Regions from separate parts of the Mus musculus genome. Here regions 2 and 3 are each linked to region 1. Evidence: chromatin loops called from intact Hi-C (ENCODE). Cell type or tissue: gastrocnemius. All regions are shown on one strand.

Evidence for each region. Hi-C counts contacts between places; a loop is a spot of excess contacts. Peaks named below come from ENCODE experiments on the same cell type or tissue, not always from the same donor. Only the 100,000 strongest peaks of a DNase experiment are listed, where the experiment ranks them.
Region 2: it touches region 1 in a loop (2.6-fold over the local background); 3 of 42 quality-filtered maps call a loop at or near these places.
Region 3: it touches region 1 in a loop (2.3-fold over the local background); 4 of 42 quality-filtered maps call a loop at or near these places.

The regions. Positions count from the first base shown.
Region 1 is chr17:32,767,577-32,775,576 of GRCm38, forward strand. It overlaps Zfp871 (zinc finger protein 871), which reads right to left. Exons shown (of 4, transcript NM_172458.3): 4 at 1-8,000. The coding sequence ends at 6,776. Among named protein-coding and RNA genes, the nearest start is that of Zfp871, 17 kb to the right of the region's middle. In gastrocnemius, a CTCF peak has its summit at 3,858 (motif pointing right); no DNase peak of the experiment used is centred here; H3K27ac peaks cover 1,360 bases.
Region 2 is chr17:32,887,379-32,895,378 of GRCm38, forward strand. It overlaps Zfp870 (zinc finger protein 870), which reads right to left and starts at 4,225. Exons shown (of 4, transcript NM_207245.2): 1 at 4,063-4,225. The coding sequence starts at 4,065. In gastrocnemius, a CTCF peak has its summit at 3,935; DNase peaks (open chromatin) are centred at 3,987 and 4,301; H3K4me3 peaks cover 2,066 bases; H3K27ac peaks cover 2,007 bases.
Region 3 is chr17:32,872,810-32,880,809 of GRCm38, forward strand. It overlaps Zfp870 (zinc finger protein 870), which reads right to left. Exons shown (of 4, transcript NM_207245.2): 4 at 6,412-8,000. Among named protein-coding and RNA genes, the nearest start is that of Gm50050, 12 kb to the left of the region's middle. In gastrocnemius, no CTCF peak of the experiment used is centred here; a DNase peak (open chromatin) is centred at 4,859.

The DNA of each region.
Region 1 (8,000 bases):
GCGGCTGCAGTTCAGTGGTACACCTCTTGCCTACCACATACAAGCTCCTTGGTTCAACCCTGAGCATGGAGGAAAGAAAAATGGAAGCAAAATGAAGCCAAATCTCTATTTATAGATAATATGATCATCTTATTAAAATTATTATTATTACCTGGTAAGGGTGTTTTACCTGCCTGTCTATCTGTGCACCATGCGCATGTCTGATGCCCAGAGATCAGAGGAGGGTGTTGGATTCCTTGGAACTGGAGTTACAGGTGTGAGGTGCCACACAGGTGCTGGGAATCAAGCCTCAGTCCTCTAGGAAAAGAGCCAGTGCTCTTGACTGCTCCTATGTTCATAGTCTTAAAAGACCCAAAGTGCCGCACCAAGACTCTTACATCCAATCATTACTTCACCAAAGTAGTACAATAAAGTCAGTCTAGAAAAACCAAGTAGCCATTTATATAATGAAAATGGTGATAAAATAATTTTTAAAATTGTCTTCCAAAAGCCCAAGAAACAAGCGACCAGACAAAAAGTCAAATATACCTATGAATAACTTAGTCAAGCTGAGGTCATCGTGACAATCTAAAAACACTGAAGACTGAATGCTCTAGAAAAGGGAAACCATTCCTATGCTCACAAATCACCACCATAGTAATATGAAAAAGTCTAAGCTGTTCAGACTTCACACATGCCCCTCAAAGTTCCAATGTCATTATTTCCAGAAATAGAGAACACACTCCTGTAACTGTAAGAAAACCCAAACACTCCAAATGGTCAAAGCAACACTGAGCAAAAAGAGTAATGCTAGCTAGAGTTCTTACTACACCAATTTAAATTATGCTCTAAAAGCAGAGTGAAATAGTATAACTTAAAAACCGACACACGGAGCAATGGAAGGGTCCCAGAACAACCATGGAGCCACTCCTTCTGGTTTCAGCAAAGGCACCCAAATCACGCTAAGGATAAGAAGTGGCCTCAATAGGAAATCAGCATTGTATGTACAAGAGTAGCCCTAAATCCCTCTATTATTCTGTATAAAAGCAACACAAAGTGAACCAAAGAGCTTAACATAAGGTCTACAAAACTTGAAACTCAGAGGGAAATCTACAGAATACATGAAGCTATAGGCGTGGACAATGGCATTCTCAATCTAATAGTTTACAGGAAGTATGACAAATTGGGAATGGACATTAGAGGCTCAGGACTATAATGTTAACACCCAGAAAGCAGAGGAAGGAAGAGAGCTGTAAATTAGATGTTACCCTCATGTATGCAGCAAATTCCAGTCCAGACAGGCCTACAAAGCAAGAACCCATATTAAAAACAAAAACAAACAAAATCCCCCAAAGTATAAATGGGAGTTAATCACTGCAAGAAGTTAAAGAGCTTTTATAAAGAAAAAGGAAACAATTCTTTATTAAGAGAGAGAGAGAGAGAGAGAGAGAGAGAGAGAGAGAGAGAGCGCGCCACAGAGTTGGGGGTGGGGGAATATCTTTGGACTCTCATTCATCTGACAAGAGATTAACATACAGACAAAAAGTACACACACACACACACACACACACACACACGCACACACACACACACACACACACACACACACAGCAAGCTTAAAAGCAATTTTAGGTACACGAAACACACAATGAGAAAACCAGTACAAGGCAACAAAAATTATATTACAAATAAACAAGTAACTGAATCAACACAAGTAGAAACAATCCATTCTCAAACAATGTACGAATAGCCAATAAATACATGAAAATTCTCAATACAATTAACTTTACCCCAGTGTGAATAGCTATCAAGAAACCAAACTATAACACAAACTGGTGAGAATGTACGGCTGCTCCTGGCAATGTGTATTAGCACGGTCACTCTGGAAAACAGAAGTTTCATCAAAAATCAAAATATACTACTACCTTATGATCCTGCTGTACTACTGCTTAGTATGCAACAAAAGGAATCTAAGTCAGATAATACTAGAAACACTTGTGCTCCTGTTCCTACACAACTGCTGACTGCTCTCAATTATAGGATCAGCCCAAGTGCCCATCTCAGCCTAAGTGCCCATCAATAGATAAACTAAAATTTTTCAATTTTTAATGTGCTATATAAGAAACATAGACTATTCTTGGTCACCAAGAATTGTTATTGGCAGGAATCTGGATGGAACTGGAGATTGATAGTAAGTTGTCAACTCAGTTCCAAATGGTGTCCCTTCTATATCGAACAGAATCAAAATGTAAACAAACTAGAGAGATGAACTAAGGGAGTCTACTTGGGAGAACAGACCCACTGGGAAGAAGAAACGGAACCAGAAAAAACAGTTAGTGGTTATGGTTAAAGTACATGGAAACCTGGGTTACAATGTCATTTGAAAACCTATAACTTTGCCAACATACGAGCTAATAATTTAAAAAAACATTGAAATAAAAAAATTATGTACAAAGAAAAAGCCCCTTTTTCCAACATAAAGAAAACGTAAGTGCGGCCAAAACTGTTGCTGTAGACTAGGCTAAGGTGTGCCGACCACTAGGTTGAGTGTAAAGCGCTTTTCTTGACCTCGCACTTTACTTATCATAATGTAACGTTATGGAAACTCTAGGCACACCTATATATGCGGACAACTGCATCCATCATCTTATAGTAAATATTAGTGTTTAAAAAGAAACTAAGAAATGCAAAAATGATCCAGAACACTGTTGTTCACCTCACACAGCTAGACACATCTTCTGCCACTCAAGGACATGTTCCAAGCCTCCAACCAGTGAACAATGTTCCTGAATGACTACAAGGCATTCTTAAGTTGAAAAACTGTGAAACATTTTGATTCATGAAATAGGAAAGTACCTCCAACTCACTGGTGGACTAATCACACAGCATACCTCATGAATCGCACTCCCTTAAATCCAGCACTCAGTCTCCTGGGTAGCAACTGTTATGGTTACAAGAGCAGAACTTCAGTTACCCCTCAGTGCATCCAACACAGGGGACACCGAACTACAGAACTAATCCCTTTGAGACCTCCTAAATCCAAACACCAGCTCTGCCAGAAGTAATGTGGAGAATCCTTTTATAGATGAGCCACTCACTCACCACGTATACCGAGTTAGTAAATGTATTGAACACGTGGTTTTACTAAGGCAGTAACACCAATAAATCTCTTAGTGTAATAGCTAGAGAAATTACAATGAAAATGAAATATACATGAAAAGCAAAATTTACACAGTATATTTACATAAACACACACACACACACTAATAGTTCGTGACTTAAAAATAAAGATTAAGCACAAGTTGACAACAGTCTTGCCTACATAGAAAGTTCCAGGCTAGCCAAGGCCATGTAACATGACACCATCTGAAAAAAGACAAAGAAAAACACTCTAAACACTGAGTACCTGCCATCCATTCAGCTCTTGACACCAACAGACCTTGACTGCTCTCCACTTTGGTCAGAGAAGCTGCTTTTCCCAGTGGACAGCTGTCAATGGAGTGATGCACAACTGGTCAAAGGGCTATAGAGACTGAATGGGTACCTCTAAATGAGACAGCTATATTAGTCTCCACCATCAGCAAGGCTCAGGGACAATCAAAGAAAAAGCAACAAGAATACAGAAGCCAGAGGGAGGGAGAAGTGCTGTGAAATGCTGGGTTCTTTTTTTTTTTTCTTTTGACATGGTTACTATAATCATGAACTCATAGCAAATGTGACTGCATGCACAAGGCCTACATTGTAAGATTAAGTCAGCCCAGATCCCAGCATCTCCCTTACTGAGAAGCTACAGGTAGTGAATAGCTGCTGGGGGGTGGAGAATGACTAGTGAAGATGTAACTACTGGTAGGTCCCCCATCCTCCAGTAGATGGCCCCAGACTCATGCATGTATGAACGACACTAACTAGACTAGCAGGTTATTTTTAAAGACAAAGTTAAGAGGGGGTGTTGGGGAGAAATAGGAAGGCTTGGAAGGAGAAACAGTGGATATGCATGATTCTCTTTTCTTGTATATGTGTATGAAATTCTCAAAAGAAATAAGTCAACTTGGAAAGACAGGCTGACCCATGATTACAATATACTTATTCCTACCTTCTGAATAGGAAAACCAAAACAAAATCAACCCTAACATTTGCTATTCTAAAAAATATTTTGAAAATACTTCAAAGTCAAAAAGAACAGATACTCAGGATTGTGAGAACACACGAGAGAGCAACATAAAAGAAACAATCAATTTAAGACTGGTTTAGGCCTGAGGAGGTGGCTACGTGGGGAGCCACTTGCTGTGCAGTCATAAGGACTCAAGTTTCATTCCCTATTAATAAGAAGCTGGGAATGACTGAGTTATCTATAGAGAAGATACCTTCTGTATTGTACCGATCAATCAAAAAGCTCATGGGCCGTGACTTAGGCAGGAAATGCAAGGAGGGACATCCAGGAGGCAGAAAGGATTCTGGAATAGAGCCAGAGGTAGGAGATTTGCCCAGGAAGATGTAACTAGACAGGTGCTTGGTACCTCAGCACAGGTAAGCACCCACATGGCAGAATGGAGGTTAAAATAAATGGGTTATCTTTAGTTATGATCTAGCCAGAAAAGAGCTTAGCAATATGGCTAAGGCATTTGTAAATATATTTTGAGTCTGAGTCTTATTTCTGGGAACATGATGCTGGGAGGAAGAACCAGAGCCAACTTCTAGAGTGTCTCTATACTCAGCACTGGGGGGACAGACACAAGAAATGCTCCTGCTGCCCAGCTCCAGGCTCAGTGAGACTCTGTCTTAGGGGGAATAACAGTGATAGATAGAGCAAGACACCCAATATATTACTTTGCTCACTTTGTGAACACCACCAACCATACCAGCAACACATAAACAATGCCCTCCAAACACACTCGTCTACGTACGTACACACACACACACACACACACACACACACACACACACACACACACACACATTTTTCGTGAAAAATAAGCATATACACAAAATGCTTATAATTAGCCAAATAAAACCAATAGGACTATCCCAATACTCACAAAGCCATTTTTTAAACTACCCATTAAACATGATTGAAAAACAATACACTTATGCAGGGTTTGAGGGGGCTCAGCAGTTAAGAGTACTTACTGTTCTATCATGAAGACTAGGATTTTGATCCCATGACACACATCAAACATGTCACAATTCCTGTAATACTATCTCCAAAGCACTCTAGCCTCCATGGGCATATGTCTACATACCCTCACATGCTCACACATAAATACTAAAATGCATTTAAAGACATTTATGTGGACTGGCATACTTCAAATATCAATTTACCAATGAATCTAACATAATTTACAATGAGAAGCATCTACTTATTAAATACAAAAAGATATCACCTATTAAACTAATACATGATTGCTTTAAGAAGTGTCACAAATGTAATAAAATGCACTTTCTATTCCTGTGAGCATTTTTCATATGTAGGTCTCACTGGTCTGCAGTTCATGTAATTAGGCCGCCATTCCACATTGCTCAATGCTCTGCTCACTGCTTGCTTTTGTAGAGTAAAATTTAAAAACAAGCCAAGAGATGGACTCTCAAGCAGGAGCTAATGACGGTGAATGTGGAAGCAGAGACATTTCATTTTAAACATTCAAAAGCTGGAAGCTGGAAGATTAACAGTTCTGGGTAAACATGATATACAACAAAAGTTTTTTTTTTTTTGGAAAAAAAAAGACTAGAAAAATATTTAAGCTTTATTTTTATGTGTACAAGTGTGTCTCCTGTAACTAGAGTCACATGCAGTTGTGAGCCCTGTGACGTGGTGCTAAAAAGCAAATGCTCTTAAAGGCCAACTCAATGTCCTTTGGAAGGAGCAGAAGATGCTCTTAAAGGCTAACTCATCCCTATCAGCCCCTGAAACATTTCAATAAATACAAAATACTGTACTGATAACATTCTCACCAGAGTGTGCATTTCCTGGAGCATGCTACAAAAAAAAAATAATAAAATAAAATATGTCCAGTCCTTCATAATACTGACATTTATCAGATTAAACATGAAAAAAATTTCAAAGGACTTTGCTCTAGATTTTCCAATGTTTTTCAACAGCAAAAGTTTTCATCCGATATGTGTTACCATCTGTGCCAAATGAAACCTTGAACATCTCTTTTGAGAAGATTAGCACTCCGGATCAAGTTCTTTCCTTGTCTGTTCATTGAACCAAATGGTGTTCATAGAGGTTTCCACTAATAGGAATTCTCCCCACGTACATTCTTGTTAGTTCTATGAAGCTGATAATGAAGAGTTCACAAATCCCGTTTTTAAGATTTCTCTACAGTAGGTTCTTTCATGTCTGTAAGAGGATGTGATAACTCAAGACTATCCAAGATTGCCTAGCTATGAAGGGTTTCTCTCCAGTGACTCCTTCCACATATTCAGAGGGAATGGGGAAGCAGAAAGGGCTTTTTTTTAATACAACACCACATATACACATAAAAGTTTCTCTACAGCTTGAGTTTTCTCCTGTCTCCTCCAAGATCCAGGACTGCAGATGACTCGACCACACTGCTCGCAGTCACAGGCCCGTTTCTCTTTGATGCATTCCAAGGAGCTTTAAGCTCAGAAAACCATTTGTACATTGATTTTCGTTTTAAAAAAAGGTTTCTCCTCATTGTGACATCGCACGTTTGTTTCAATGAAACAAATCAAAAGGTTTTCCACATTGCTAGCACAAATCCAGTCTTTTTCCAGTATGATTTCTCTTATTTCTATGAAAACCACAAAGCGGGGGAAAAAAATCCTCCCATGACTAAAAAACACTGGAATCCAGGGTAGTGTGAAGTAATTCATGTCTATGCAAATGGTTCAGAGTGAAGAAGGGCTTCCCACAGTACTTACAATTAAAAGGCTCATCGTCAAAGTGCAGTTTCTCATGCACCTGGAGATGACTGTCGTAAGGGAAAGTTTCCCCGCACTGCTTACACACGTGGACCTTCCCGTCCGTGTGAGTCTTTTCATGTCTCTGTAGGGAGTAGGACCACAGGAAGGTCTTCCCACACTGCTTGCACTCGTAAGGCTTCTCACCCGTGTGGATTCTCTCGTGGGTTTTCAGGGACCTCGAGGAAGTGAAGCTCTTCCCACACTGCTTACACACGTAGGACACTGGGACGGCGTGAAGGGCTTTATGCTTCTGAAACTGACTCCACAGCACGAAGGCGTTGCCGCACTGCTCACATATGTACGGTTTCTCGTCAATATGGGTTTGCTCGTGTTCTAAGAGGTCAGCAGAACTAGGGAAGGCAACGCCACACTGTTTGCATACATAGGGTTTCTCCTCGGTGTGAATTTTGACATGTCTTTGAAGAGACGCAGATCGAGGGAAAGTCTTCCCACAATGATTACACACGTAGGGCTTCTCACCGGTGTGGGTTATTTTATGCCTTAAAAGCGAATTTAACCGAGTAAAGCTATATCCACACTGGTCACACACATAGGGTCTCTCCCCAGTGTGAATCCTTTCATGTGTTCTCAAGGACCCAGAACAAGTGAAGCTTTTTCCACACAGCTTACAAGCATAGGGCTTCACCCCACTGTGAATTATTTCATGCTTTCGCAACTGAATCCAACGCATGAAGGTGTTGCCACACTGCTTACATTCATAAGGTGTTTCTCCAGTGTGAATTCTTTCATGTATTCGAAAGGAGCGGTAAGTAATGAAGGCTTTACCACACGGTTTACACACATAAGGTTTCTCTCCCGTGTGAATTCTTGTATGAATTTGAAGAGAGCTGTAATGACGTAAGGTTTTCCCACAGTAATTGCACACAAAGAGGTCCCTAACCGAGTGAGTTCTTTTATGTGTTTTAAGGGAACGAGAATGAGCGAAGGTTTTCCCACACTGCAAGCACACGTACGGTTTCTCCCCCGTGTGAATTCTTTCGTGTGTTTGTAGGTAAGTGGGAAAAGCAAAGGCTTTCCCACACTGCTTACAGATATAGCATTTCTTGGCCCGATGACGTCGTTCGTGCCTTCGA
Region 2 (8,000 bases), 120 kb after region 1:
GTTGGGTTATTCTTCTCCTCCACGTTTGAGCCCCTACTTCCTGGGATGTCAACACCCACACTGGACTAGGCCCTCCTTCATCAATTAGCATTTAAGAAAATGCTCTGGGGACTGGAGAGATGGCTCAGCGATTAAGAGCACTAACTGCTCTTCCAGGGGTCCTGAGTTCAATTCCTAGCACCCACATGTGGCTCAAAACCATCTGTAATGGGATCTGATGTCCTCTTCTGGTGTGTCTGAAGACAGCTGCAGGGCACTCATACACATAAAATAAATAAATAGAAAAAAAATTCTTTAAGACTCAGGCTTCTAAATTATGGAAAGAAAGGAAGAGAAAAAGAAAGGAAGAAAGGGAAAAAAAAAGAAAAGGCCCTGAAGGCAAGGTCAGATTGGTGGAGCCAGTTCCTCAGTTGAGATCCTCACTCCCCAGGTATGCCAGGTTGATAAACAATGGAGCCATCACACCACTTTTATGTGAGAATTCTACTAAATCATTAAACAAAGGGACAGATGACATATGTCTTTAGACAGAGCTCTAATTCACCAACATGTCACCTCTATAATTCCTAAAGCACACATTAAAGTAAAATTCTTGGAAGGGCAGTGGTTGTACACACATTGAATCCCAACCCTCGGAGGCAGAGGCAGAGTAGTCTGTGAGCTTGAGGCCAATCTGGCCTACAGTACAAGTTTCAGGACAGCCAAGGCCACACAGAGAAACCCTGTCTTGGAAAAAAATAAACAAATAATTGACCAAATTTATTACCTGCAAATGAATGTCTATAATAAACGTCTACAACCAGTCCCCTACCCAGGCACTGTGCTCCCTGCTAGAAGCCACAGGTTGTCAAATAAAAAGCCCATGCCAGAAGCTGTTGGTCAGGAGTGTCCCAGAGGTACCCCCACCCCATAAAACCTTGGCACTGCTCTCAGCATTGCCCTTGGATGTCCAAAGAAGACGAGGCTTTGTTTGTTTGTTTGTTTGGCTAAAGCTCAAGGACATCTTTTCAGAGTCTAAATGAAAACTTCAGTGCAAGTCACTTGTAAGATGTGAGCAGGTACATGGACAGGAGAACGGGAGGGAGGGGAGAACAGCCAGGGCATATAAACTGGCAGGGAGGTCCGCTCCACAGTGCAGACAGCTGCACAGAGGAGAGGAGCCCTTTAGAGAAAATAGAAGGAAGCCGAAATACCGGAGGGCAAGCCCAAAGTGGGAAAGAAAGCTTGCTCAACAGAGTCAGAAAGAAGAAAGGGAATGTTACAGTCCTCTGAACCATTTTGAAAAATGGGGAGTCTTAAATTCTCCAGGTCTGAGCTATGGTCATGCACCCCAGAGTTAGTAGAGTTCTTTGTTCAACAAAAGACTTAAATCTATAATGCATATTTCAAGTTACTTAAGAACAGGTGTGTAGGACTCCTGGCAAGTCTGTGTGTCTCAGGTATATTTTAGATGCAACCATAATGTTTTCATTAAAACATAAACTTCTTCTATTGAGAGGAAAAATAAAAATAATAAAGAGACCCAGCAGCTGCAATGACGGCTCAGAAGTTCATAGCACTCACTGGCTTTGTAGAGAATTTGGGTTTGGTTCCAATCATGGTTGTTACAACTGTCCTTGACTCTACTTCCAGAGGATCCAGTAACTTCTGAATTCCACAGGTATCAGACATGCACACCGCACACACATGATGTCAACACACACACAAATAAATCTTGGAGGAAAAAGATCCTAAATTCTTTAAATACCAAACATACAAAAATGAACCATCAAGTAAAAAAAAAAAAAGGAAGGAAGGAAGGAAGAAAGAAAGAGAGAGAGAGAGAGAGAGAGAGAGAGAGAGAGAGAGAGAGAGAAAAGGGAAAGACATGTTAAAAGTTATATATTCAGGCTGGAGAGATGGCTCAGTGGTTAAGAGCACTGACTGCTTTTCTAGAGGTCCTGAGTTCAATTCCCAGCAACCACATGGTGGCTCACAACCATCTGTGATGGGATCCGATGCCCTCTTCTGGTGTGTCTGAAGACAGCTACAGTGTACTCACATACATGAAATAAATAAATCTTTAACAAAAAAAGTAATATGACGCTCAAGAAGAAGGAAGAGCAACATGTGGGTGCTTCGGTCCTTCTTAGAAAGGGAAACAAAATACACACAGGAGCAAATATGGAGACAAAGCGTAGAGCAGAGACTGCAGGAAAGGCCATCTAGAGACTGTTCTACCTGGGGATTCATCCCAGATACCGTCACCAAACCCAGACACTACTGTGGATACAAAGAAATGCTTGCTGAAAGAAAGCTAATATGGCTGTCTCCTGAGAGGCCCTGCCAGAGCCTTCCAAAGACAGATCCAGATGCTCACAACCAACCATTGCACTGAGCGCAGGGTCCCCAATCAATGGGAGGAGAGGTCAGTGAGTTTGGCAATGTCAGGAAGACTTGCAAAATCACAGATTTACTCCTAGTTCTAGGCACTCTGCGCCCAAGGACACAAATGACAGAGTTCAGAGGAAACATCCTTTAACTCTGTGGCACGCCTATGAAAAAGCAAGCATCTCTGGGTGACACGGAGACAAGGTAGAGGGCGGGCAGGGACTGCTCTAGGTCACTCTGCTGTGCAGAATATCACAACCTCTGTGTCAGAGCTAGCCTAGAAGAGTGTCACCTTGGACAACAACCATACTGACCTGATTTGCTACAGAGTAACAGTACCAGGAAAGGGGGACTGTTTACACAAGTCCAGCTTGTTTACACACACACACACACACACACACACACACACACACACACACAAACCACAATCTGCCAGCACACCAAGAGACATTAACTGTGTCAATAAGTAGCAACACTCATACCAGATCATACCAGAAACACCAGACACAGGGGCTTTTGGTCCACAACAGATGGAACCCTCTTACCTGAGACTAAAACCAGAGAGTGGCAGGGTCAGCTGTCAAAAGCCAGCAAAATTGTCAACTCCTGGATCACCATGTCCCTCACCACAGCAGTTTCTTCGTGGCAAAATATTCAGCCCACCTGAAAGTCACCATCCAATAGCCTGTCCTCCCAAGAGGCATTTGGCATCTACGTACCTGCACTGCCAAGCCTTAGCTGGTCCCCTGGAGACTCCCCCCTCACCTACCTCAGCTCTCTACCTGTGTCTTCAGGACAGACGGATTCTGCAGGCTCTTTAACTATTTCCTAGCCATTTGTAACCTGTGTTGTCTCTGGTTGTGTGAAATGTCCCCGTGTGATCTGCTGGTTGATGTTAGGGATTCAAACTGGAATCACTAGGTGTGGAAGTGCACATCTTTCATCCCAGCACTGGAGAGCAGAACTAGGCAGATCTGTGAGTCCAGGACCAGTACCAGCCTCAAGGGTTGTATGTTAGATATCTTGCATATCAGATGTTTACATTACGGTTCATAACGGTAGCAGAATTGCAGTTATAAAGGAGCAACAAAGGTAATTTTATGGATGGGATCACAAAATGAACATTAGGAAGGTTGAGAGTCACTGCACTATGGGCATTTATTCCAGAAAGGATGGGGCCACTCGCTGCTCCAATATGTCTAACCCCCCTCCCCCGCACACACACACCCCGGCACCCCCCACCCCATCTCTCTCTCTCAACACTGAGAATCACAAAGTCCTCTGGGTAGCTGCGCCCTGAGACACTGCATAGGGTGTGTCGAGATTTTCAGGGGAGGACGAAGCAGTTATAGGACTCGTGTCCTAACCTTCATCATCCACGCAGCTCCACCTTCATCCCCCGTAGAAGAGTCCCAATCCAACTCCCAGAGTTGGCTCCTCAGGATCCTCCCGAGACCTTGGTGGAGAAGCCCAGCTGACCCCAGACGCTGCAGCGCTGAGCGCTCAGAGAGGAAGAGACCACCGCTCTGTCTGATGGACCAGCTCCACCCAGCGGAATCGGAGCGGCAAGACCCAGCGGAGCCAGATGAGACTCCGCTGCAGACTCAGCTGTCTTGCAAGACCTGCTCCCATTGCGGTCTCCGTCTGCTGCCGCAGCATCCTGCCCACATCTAAGTCACAGGCCGAACGTACCATTTCCAGCCCCGGAGTGTCCTGGTGTGCTCCTGCGGCTCCTGCTGTCAGTGAAGGCGACTCTGATATCTAGGCCTGGCATCTAGGACATACTTCCAAATAACACAAACATGCCTAATTTGGGGGGCTGGGGAGGGGGTTTAAGGAAACAGACCTCGGTCAGACAAAGCCCCTCATGCAAGAAGCGTACTTCTCATTGGACACTTCAGACACTAAAGTAATAACCTTTACCCTGATAGGCCAGCGAGCCTAACCTTTCTCCGGATAGGCCAGCGAGCCCTTGGCTCAGGTCCTGGAGCGCTAGTGACAGGGCATACAAGTTTTATTAGGCAAATTAGCAAGCAGATTTCACTCTAGACCCCTGCGTTCTAGCCCTGTCTGGGTGACTGTGTGCATGCAAGCGAAGTTTGTTCTCTTGCTTGTAACAATTCACAGTGAGCCGTTCCTAATTCTTCCTCCTAAGAATGGGGTCAGAGCAAGAGAATTCCAGACTCTGGTCACGGAGACAACTCTTAAGAGCTGCTTTGAGTAGGATTAGGAGGAAGGGCCTTATTAAAGGAAACCTCTCAGCCCGCTCTCATCTTCCCACATCCCACCGCTATACCGCCAGTCTGTACAAGACTTTGCGAACTATTCCACCAATAAAATTCACAAAAATAACCAGGTGGTGGTGGCGCATGCCTTTAATCCCAGCACTTGGGAGGCAGAGGCAGAGGCAGGCAGATTTCTGAGTTCGACGCCAGCCTGGTCTACAGAGTGAGTTCCAGGACAGCCAGGGCTATACAGAGAAACCCTGTCTCGAACAAACAAACAAATTGACAAAAATAGGCAACCTGACTTGTCTCTCACCCTGCAGTTTCAAAAAAAAAAAAACAAAACAAAACAAAAACAAAAACAAAAAGCAAAAAACCAAACAAAACAAAAACAAAAAATGTTTACCCAGAAAACCAGTTTCTGGGCCTGTTGAAATCAGTGCCCTCCTGCCCTGCTCTCTACTGCAAAAACGGATTTTCAGAGCCTTTGTGATGTGTTCAGGTTTGGAGGCCTTATTTTCTCAGACCAATAAACATCTGCTCTTGCTGTGTGTTAGGGTTTGTATTAATTAGGGTTTTATTGCTGTGAAGAGACACCATGTCCAAGGCAACTCTTATAAAGGCAAACATTTAATTGGGACTGGCTTACAGTTTCAGAGGTTCGGTCCATTATCATCATGGTGGAAAGCATGGCAGCCTCCAGACAGATATGGTACTGTAAGTGTTGGGAGTCCTACATCTTAATCAGAAGGCATCCAGGAGGAGACTGTCTTCTCCAGGCAGCCAGGAAGGGACTCTCTTCTGCACAGGGCAGAGCTTGAACACTAGGAGCCTCAAAGTCCACTGCAACAATGACATACTTCCTCTAACAAGGCCACAAGTCTTAAAAGTGCCACTCCCTGGGCCTTGCCAAGCAATTCAAACCACCACATGGTTCTTTAGCATAACAGAACACACACACACACACACACACACACACACACACACACACACACACACAGCGGGAGAGAGATGTATAAAATAATTTACAGGCTGTGGTCTAACTAGTCCAACAATGACTGACTTTGAACAGAAAGTCCAAGAACCCAGTAGTTGCTCAGAACACAAGGCTGGATGTCTCAGCTGGTGTTCAACTGATATCAGAGTCACAAAGAGCTAGGCTCTAATGCCAGTGTAGAAATGGACTTGCAAGCAAGGCAAGAGCAAGCAGGCAAAGAATAAAAGCTTCCTTCTCCCATGTCCTTATATAGGCTTCCAGCAGAAGCAGAAACCCACATTAGATCTGGATTAAAGATCTGGACTAAAGGTATGTCTTCCTATCCCAAGAACAGGATTTAAAAGCATGTGTTTTCTCCATTCAACAACAACAACAACAAAAATATCTAGATTATAGGTGTGTTTTTCAACTGAGAGATCTGAATTAGATGTGTCACATTAACAGTCAAGCACACCCATTGAACACTGTTACCAGGTCAAACTGAGTCTGTTCTTGCATTTTCCTTCAATGACTTTCTTTCCTACTAGACAGTTTTTTTCTTACCTCAAAATTTGGAATGAGGCAGGTGGCTTTTTTGATCCCATACTCAACCAATAACATAAAAACACACAAACAATCAATGCATGTCATTCAAGTTACCAAGTTATGGAGAAAGCAGAACTTATACAAAAAACTGGCTCAAAATAATAGCAAAAAAAAAAAAAGCACAAAAACGCACATTAAAAAATTAAACCATGGGGCTGGAGAGATGGCTCAAGTGGTTAAGAACACTGACTGCTCTTCCAGAGGTCCTGAATTCAAATCCCAGCAACCACATGGTGGCTCACAACCATCTGTAATGGGATCCGATGCCCTCTTCTGGTGCGTCTTCAGACAGCTACAGTGTACTCACATACATGAGATAAATAAATTAATCTTTTTTTAAAATAAATCTTTTTTTTTTTTTTTTTTTTGGTTTTTCGAGACAGGGTTTCTCTTTATAGCTCTGGCTGTCCTGGAACTCACTTTGTAGACCAGGCTGGCCGTGCACCACCACCGCCAGGCTAAAAACTAAATCTTAAAATCACAAAACAAAAACAGGGTTTCTTAATGTAACCTGGAAGCCTTAAATGTCTTTGTCTTGCTGTGTAGACCAATCAGACATTGAGCCCACAAGTATCCACCTATCCTTTTGTACTGAACATAAATAAATTAATCTTTAAAAATAAAACTTATTAAAAAATTAAACCCTTAGATGTGATAGTACAGTGGATTGTCCCATACACAAGCTCTGTGAGATCAAGGCCAACCTGGTTTACATAGTGAGTTCTGTGATAGCCAGGGTTACATAGTGAGATTTTTTTTTCTCAAAAAATGATAGCAAAAAAAAAAAAAAAAAGAAAAGAAAGAAAAAGAAATTAGACCCTGACTGCTCAGCTTAACCCCTTGATTTACAATGTTGCAATAGAACCCCAGACCTTAGTTGGTCCTCAGACCTTAGCACAACTGATTCCAGGATGGAATTGTAAAATTCAGCAAGTAGAGAGTAAAATCTACCAAAACCAAAGTCCTACTCCACCAAAGTCTGTAGTTCTGAGAAAGTCTCTAAATGTCTTGACCTTGCTTTTGGGCTTTTTAAAGTTCTGTTTCTGGTTAATTGTTCTTGTGAACGGAAGTATATCAACCCAGGACAGGTTTCCTATGCACAAAATCTTACCTTGAGAAGGATTGAGAACAATACAGGGGTCCCAAACACCCAGTGACGTTGCTGGGCAGCTAATAAAGTCTTTCTATTACCTAACACCCATGTCCGAGTGGCCTTCTCTGGTGGGTACCACACAACAGTGTCTCCTACAAACATTTACAACTGACCTTCCGACGAATGACACATGGCACCTGACCCTACATGGCCAGTGTAAACAGGGTATTGGGTGCTAGAAAAATCTAGCTCTCCCCCTCAGATAGAAACCCCACACAAATGGTCCAGCAGTAAGATTAAATAGCCTCTCACTCACCTGCTATAAAAACCTTCTATGTTCTCTGAGTGGATGCAATGAGTTCTGTTCTCTGGCAGTCAGCTGGGGCTGCACAACCATGCATTTACTAAATCATCTAGTATTCTGTTTATCTTTGTTAGGTCCAGAGCAGCCCCCAAAATGGCAGTGCGTGTTGACAATGTCCTAAACAGAAAACATTTTATTGGGTAAGCAAGCCTAAAGGCTGGTTTCTGTTTACCAGAGGAACAGATCTTCTCATCCCTGCTAAAGATGAACTGCCTCAGGCAGGGGCATCTAGTTCCCAGTCAATCCTAATAGCTCAATTCAAGCCCATGTGTTGACATATTGTAAGACCCCGACCCTCTGTCAGTGGTACTTACTTCAAGATGCCCCAAATGAAACACCAAAACACAGATAGATACAAAAGCAAGA
Region 3 (8,000 bases), 110 kb after region 1:
TTCTCTCTCTGCTCCTGACTCATGCCGATTGCTCAGACAGTTCTCTCTCTCGTCTCTGCAATAAAACAAAAACTTTCCCTTTAATCATACCAGAAACTGGTCATGTGCCAGGCTACACAGGAATCCCTGCAGCCACACTGCTAAAACGGATCTGGTCCCCTATAGACTCTCCCTCACCTACTTAGGCTGCCTGTGACTTCAAGTCAGACTGATCTCTGCAGCCTCTTTAACCATTTCCTAGCCATTCTGTAACCCACATTGTCTCTCATGTGAAATGTCAATGTGAGAGCTGCTGGTTGAAGTTTGGTTTCGGATCCAGACAAGCGACCGAGGTGCATATTTTACACACCAAAGCAGACCTGGCCTCCAGGTTCTCCCAGCAGCCACCAGACCCTACCTGGCACACCCTGCTTCCAACCTTGAACTTTCCAGCCCGGGAGCTTCCCCCAGAAGCTCCTTCCTCTATAATCCAGACATTTTGGTCTCTCCTCTTCCCTCTCTTTGCCCTTTTCTTTATTTCTATTCCCACCACGCCCCTGGCCTCAGTCCTTGGGACCAGTGAACTAGCCTGAGAGCAGCTTCTCAATAAACCTACTTGCCTTTAATATAATCTAATCTGGCTTGGATTGGAGGAAAATAATCTATCAGCTGATGTTAGTGATTCAAACTGGAATAAAAGGGCTAGGTGTGGTAGTGCACATCTTTCATCCCAGCACTCGGGAGGCAGAACCTGGAACATCCTGTGAGTCCAGTGCCAGCCTGCTCTGCCTACACAGGGAGTAGCAGCCAGCCAATACCAAATAGTGAGAAGCTGTCTTAAAACAAACAACAAAATTTGAGATAAAGGGCCAAGCATGGTGGCACCACCTTTTAGCCACAGCACTGTGGAGGCCAGGCAGACAGATCTCTAATTTCAAATCAATGTGGTCTATAGAATAAGCTCCAGAGAAGGCAGAATTACACAGTGAGACTCATCTCAAAACACAAGTTGTAAGACTGGATGAAGAGCACTTGCCAGGAAGAAAGGAAGGTCAGGCTTACAAAGCAAAGTGCCACCAATGAAACAATGCTGTTGAATTTGGGTATTCAATAAATTCTGCCATTGAAGCCTGCCTGGGAGAACTGAGGATATTCGAAAGAGACTCTGAAACTGTGGACCTCGAAGAAATGGGAATTTCCTCAGGAATCTCAGGCTGAAAGAAGGAGAAGGCACCAATCAGAGTGGGGAGCCTGTCTCTCAGAAAGGGATTTAACACCCTTCTAACAATTTGTCCGATGACCTAGCAGGATGAGCCTGAAGCCCACCAGTGGTGGGCCAGTGCAGGACCAGACCTCAACATCACTGTTTGCTCATGCACATCCCTGGCCTCTACTTCACTCTGATCTCACTTCAGGACCTTGAAGACAGACATAGGGGCCTCCCTAGATCTCTTCTTCCTCTACTGGGGTCCAGGAATCTCTTCACAAACCACAGGAACACAGATCTTAGTCAGACAGGAAGAGTTTATTGTGTATTTGCCCCAGGACTGATGGAGCTGATTGCAACATCCCCTGCCCCCCTCCCCCCAAAAGCCAGAATCCTTCAGAGCTTTTAAACTTGAAATCCACAAACATCTGTGCCAAGTTATTCTACCATTCTACTAATCAGGATCTAAGGATAGGGGACTTCCTTAGGAATATGTCTTATGTATTTATTTATTTATTTATTTATTTATTTATTTATTTATTTATTTACTTACTTACTTACTTATTTATTACATTTATTCTGTCATCATTGGTTGGGTTATTCAATGGTGGCAGAGTGACTTGCTTGCCTAACATTCATGACTTAACTTGCCAACCAGGATGACAGGATGTCAATTTCCATGGTGGTCTTAGAACTTAAAATTTCACTTAACTCCTACTCAAAATGGAAGTCTCCTTTCTTTCTTCCTTCCTTCCTTCCTTCCTTTCTTTCTTTCTTTCTTTCTTTCTTTCTTTCTTTCTTTCTTTCTTTCTTTTCTTTCTTCCTTCCTTCCTTTCTTTCTTTCTTTCTTTCTTTCTTTCTTTCTTTCTTTCTTTCTTTCTTTCTTTTCTTTCCTTCCTTCCTTCCTTCCTTCCTTCCTTCCTTCCTCTCTCTCTCTCTCTCTCTCTCTCTCTCTCTCTCTCTCTCTTTCTTTCTTTCTTTCTTTAAGATTTATTTATTTTATGTATGTGAGTATACTGTTGATCTCTTCAGACACACACCAAAACAGGTTTTTAAATTCCCTCCCATTACAGATGGTTGTGAGCCACAATGTGGTTGCTGGGAATTGGACTCAGGACCTCTGAATGAGCAGTCAGTGCTCTTAACCTCTGAGCCATCTCTCCAGCCAGAAGTCTTATTTCAAATGGCTTCTTCTATTGGTGTAGGTGTCTCTCTTATTTATTGAATACTCACAGCCATCCCAGGGGCAGCTTATAAAAGCAAAAACTGCTCTTTGCCCCTTGTCTCTCTTTGACTCTCTTCTCTCCCTGACTCCTTTCTCCCTCTCCCCACTCCCCCCGTCCCCATCAGCCTGTCAGTCCGTCTGTCTGTCTCTGTCATTCTCTGTCTCTACTCCCTCCTCAATTCCCTTTCCCATATCTATAAATAAACTCTATTCTATACTATACCCATTGTATGACTGGTACCTCAGGAGGAAGGGATGCCTCAGCATGGGCCCACCAATGCATCCCTCCCACCTCACCATACTCAGCTCTACCAAACATATCTTGTTGGTTTTTGTTTTTGTTTTTAAATAAATCACAACAATAAGTGACCATTAAAAATGGTTATCAAGGGACTGGAGATATGGCTCAGTTGTTAAGAGCACTGACTACTCTTCCAGAGGTCCTGTGTTTAGTTCCCAGAAACCGCATGGTGGCTCACAAACATCTGTAATGGGATTTGGCACACAGGTTTACATGCAGATAGAGCAATCATATACATAAAATAAATAATTAAAAAATGTTGGGGCTGGTGAGATGGCTCAACGGATAAGAGCACCAACTGCTTTTCCAAAGGTCCTGAGTTTAAATCCCAGCAACCACATGGTGGCTCACAACCATCTGTAATGAGATCTGACGCCCTCTTCTGGAGTGTCTGAAGACAGCTACAGTGTACTTACATATAATAAATAAATAAATCTTAAGAAAAAAATGTTTATCATGGGCTGAAGAGATAGCTCAGAGTTTAGGATCCTGGTTCAATTCCCAGCACCCATATGGCAGTTTACAACTCCTGTTTGTAACTCCAGGTCCAGGAGAGCTGGCACCCTCACATAGGCATAAATATACAGGTAAAACACCAATGCACATTCAAAGTAAATAAATCTTTTAAAAAATTTTAAGAACAACATCAACAACAAAAGCAAAAACCATAAAAGCGCATACACAGTGCTACCAGGCCATTGGTTCAGGGCCAAGCTTATTGCGGCTAACTATACAAAGCACTTCTGACTTTATTGTGATTGGTTTCAAAAAAACACCAAAGCACAGAACATAACAGAATATGCAATCAACCTGGACATGAGGAAGTCTCCTAGTGACAGCAATAGCAGCATGCAGTGGCTTGCTAAACAGGCAGGCAGCAGTTCCCCAGGCGTTAACACTTTCCAATGTACAGACACTGAATGCATCTTTTCTGCTTTTCACCAATATTTGGCTCTTCTTTATTGGCTTACTGAGAACAGGGGGCTGGGCCTGACTTGGGGCACAGGTTGGGAATGCCAGCTTCAATAACACAAACGTGTCTGTCTGTTGCCTGACATAACGGGCTCAAGGCTCTTGTGGTCACTGTAAGATGAATGATGTTATAGGTTTGACAGAAAGGGAGCTGAGAAGAGATTCACTGGGTGAATTATAATATCAAGCCTCAGGCAGCTATAACCTAAGGCATAATCTATAACCACAGGCAGACCTACGCTAAGCACGGGCAGTGTGAAAAAGCATCGGAGAAGGAACAGATAGACACTTGAGCCCTGAAGCTGGGTGTGGTGGTGCAAGCCTTTACTCCCAGCTCTGGAGAGGCAGAGAGACTTCTGAGTCTGAGATCAGCCTGGTTCACAATGTGGGTTCCAGGACAGCCAGAAGAACTACACAGAGAAACCCTGTCTGGAAAAGTCCAACTCCCCACCCCCTTACAAAAGACTAGAGAGCCATGACTCTAAGCTATCCTGCATCCAGTCGTTTTCCCCACCTTAACTGCAGCTGAGGTTTAGCTCATGACTTGAGGTTTATGAGAAATTGAGCCAGGTTGTGCAGGCGCCTAGTCATATGGAGTTCTTAACCACAGCATGACCGTTAATTCCGCTCTACCTGCAGAAACAAGAAGACCGGATATGGAGTTTCCCAAACCCTCTGCTCCCAATGGAACCGAACCGAACCAATAAAAAGCTTGAACTTCCTGTGTAAGTCCCCGAGCCCTGTTAGGTGCACTCAACTCATCCAGGGAATAAAGCCGTGCTATTCCAAAAAAGTGGTCTCCGGCTGTCATTGTGTCCGGATGCTTCTCTGCCCCGTTTTGTTTGTTTATAATATTGAGAGTCACAGATACTCTTAGTAGCTGCATCCTGAGACATTACATGGGAGTGTGGCGAGGTTTTAGGTAAAGAGCAGGGCAGTGAATTAACAGCTACCATCCACGTAGATCCCCCTCCCTCATCTCTGCAAAAAAGCCCCAGTTCGACTCCTAAGGCGGCCCACTCACGACCCAGACTGTAGGGGACCCGGGCAGCACGCGCTAAGCTAAGAGACGTTGCAACACCCAAAGCTCAGATAAGGAAAGGCCCGAAGCTCTGCCTGCTGGCCCAGCTCCTTCTAGCAGGATGCCAGAAGCAGCAGGGGCCAGCGGGGACAGACCAGACTCAGCGGCAAGCAGTATCAGCGGTATCCCTTACCGCCTCCAGGTTGCAGCTGCCTCCTCCCACACCTGGGACGCTCAACAGCATTCACCATTTCCTGTCTTTTCGTGTCCTGGTGTCCTCCTGCCACTCCTGCAGTCAATGAATGCGACCTGGAGGCCAAGGACTGTGCTCTAGGATCTGCTTTCAAAGAACACACAGGTACCTAAAATGCGCAGGAAAAGAAACAGATCTGATAGTGGCAGAATGCCTCACTCACAGAACAAACTCCTCGTTGGCCAATCAATACAAGCGCTCAAGTAACACCTTGGACCCACCTCCTCAAGACCCAGGAACAGAGGAAGCAACTTGAACCAGGCAAGGTAGAGCTCAAATTACAGACTCTTGATCTTTCCCGATCCCAGAATCCCGCTGTCGTCCATGCAGGACATTGAGCACCAGCAGGGATTAATGAAGGAATCACACTGGCCATGAAGGCAGTTACAGACCTTGGGGCTCGGTGGGAAACTCCTTTTGTAAGATTTGTGGTAGCTCAAAATGACCATGGTTGTAAAAAAGTTAAGTAAATGTGTTCTTTTCCCAGAATTTGCCTCACTGCAAGGTGTGCTAAGTCTTCCGATTGTATAGAAAAGCCCACACAATGTCTCCGGTCCTTAAGTCTGCCCCCTTAATGCAGTTAAAGGTTAACCAGTGATAAACTGCCAGCCCTAAACTGTGACTGAGAACTGCTCTAAAAAATGTATAAAAGGTGTGTGCTTTAGCTACTCAGGGTTGCTTCTATCCTGATTTCAGAACGACCCCAGCAGGGTGGATTAATAAACCTCTTGCTTTTTGCATCGATCTCCGTCTCTGTGAGTGGGACATCCCGGACGTAAGGCTTTTCGGGTCTTACACTTTCAGAACTATAATCAGCGGCAATATTTGGCTTCCTACTCTTTGGCTGTTGTGGTCTTCCTCAAAGCCAATTCCAAAAGCCAAGTATTTTCCAAAAGGACTGCAGGGCTAGATAGGCATCTTAATGGTGTAAGGGTTCATGATTGTCCGAAGAATGATACAGGGGATTCAAGTAGTATGTAAACACAGTGTTTTATTCTGCAGAAGTCCATCATGCTGGGGTCTCCCACTACCAAGATAAAGACAGAGAGACCCCCCCGAAGTGAGCTCGCAGGCCTGATTTAAAGCACAGTAGGGGAACTCTGGGTAGGTGACCTCTATCTTAATCTGTTGAGTTCATATCTAGGGACATCCCAGAGCCATTATGGGGCGTGGCGGCTGAAAAGTGCTGCTGTCCTTGCCATTGTCCTTGCCTCAGGTTGGGTGGCGCGACAGCTTCCGACTAGCTGCCTGAAGGGTTTTTCTAGTAGCCGACTTGCTTGAGCTTGCCTGGACTTGTCCAGTTCATGGAAACATATTTAGGCCTGTCTCCTGAAGCTTGTCTGGAGTCAGCCTAGCCTTCTCAGTGGTAGCGCTTTGCGAGCTTCTGTGAAGTCCTGGGCCCGGCCCTCACCACCCCCACGCCTGCATCAGAAACAAAACTGGAAACAGAATGTCTTTCTGAAGTATTTCTTTTTAATTGCGTTTACACGTGCAGGACTGTGTGTGGGTCTGAATTGTGAGAGCAGTGCTCCCAGAGGCTTCCAATAGAACCACGTTTGCCATCCATGCTGCTGTACAGATGTTTCTCTTTGTTGTGGTGAAAACAAGTGCTGGGGTTAATGCGAATGTTAAGATATTGGGCTGAGGGCTGGTGAGGTGGCTCAGTGGGTAAGAGCACCCGACTGCTCTTCTGAAGGTCCGGGGTTTAAATCCCAGCAACCACATGGTAGCTCACAACCACCCATAACAAGATCTGACTCCCTCTTCTGGATTGTATGAGGACAGCTACAGTGTACTTACATATAATAAATAAATGAATCTTTAAAAATATTTAAAAAAAAAGATATTGGGCTGAGGAGCTGGGAACGTAGCTTGGTGATTAAGAGCACCTTCTGCTCTTGGGCAGGACCAGACTTCAGTTCCCAGCACCCCTGGCAGCTCACAACTACCAGCTTGCTCTAAGGTAGTAAGTGGTTTTCAACCTTCCCAATGCGGTGACCCTTTAATATAGTTCATTTGGCAACTCAAACCATTACATTGTTTTTGTTGCTAGTTCATAACTGTGATGCTGCTGTTATGAATCATAATGTACATTTTTTTGTTGAGAAGGAGGGTTGTTAAAAGGCCACCAACCCACAGGTTGAGAAGCAATACTCATAAGGCATCTAATGGCTTTCTGGACTCGGGTTACCGTCACACATGTCCATACTCACACATATAAGTATAAAAAAATTGAAAATGTGTCATACCTATACATAAATATATAAAAATAAAAATGTTTTAAAATGTTGACTATGGTGAGGTGAAGGACACTGAAAAAATAAACAGGAAGGCTTGATTCTGGGTATGAGATTGCCAACCTGAGCACATTTGGGAAACAAAGCTGGTCTTGACAGGTTGGCGAGTCATACACAGGCCCTGCTGTCTAGTTTTCCTTTCGTGGGCTCCTGCACTGTACTGGTTACTTGTGACAACTTGACACAGGCTAGAGTCATTTGAGAAGAGGGAACCAACATTGAGAAAATGCTTCAAAACCGGGCTGAACGCAAGGCTGTAGAGCATTTTCTCGATTTGTGACTGATGGGGGGAGGGCCCAGTCCATTATAGATGGTGCTATCCCTGGGCTGGTGGTCCTGGATTCTGTAAGAAAGCAGGTTGAACAAGGCAGTGTGAGCAAGCAGTAGTAAGCAGCTCCCCTCCGTAGCCTCTGCATCAGCCTCCAGCTTCCTGCCCTGTCTGAGTTCCTGTCCCGACTCCCTTTGATGATGCACTGTGATTTTGAAGTATAAAGCCAGATGAACCCTGTCTCCCCACTCGTTTGGCTTGTGGTGTTTATCACAGCCATACTCACCCACTAAATCATGCACCTAATGTAACTGCCACAGACTAAATTGTAGGCGTGGATGGCTTCAAAAAGCTTCCACCTTTCCAGGAAGGAGGTCACCCCAGACTACCCAATAGTCAAAGAGCTCACCAAGTCAACCTGCAGCGGCATCTTGGTATCTGTGTCTCTTTATGGTTAGAACGCCTAGTTGTGGTCAA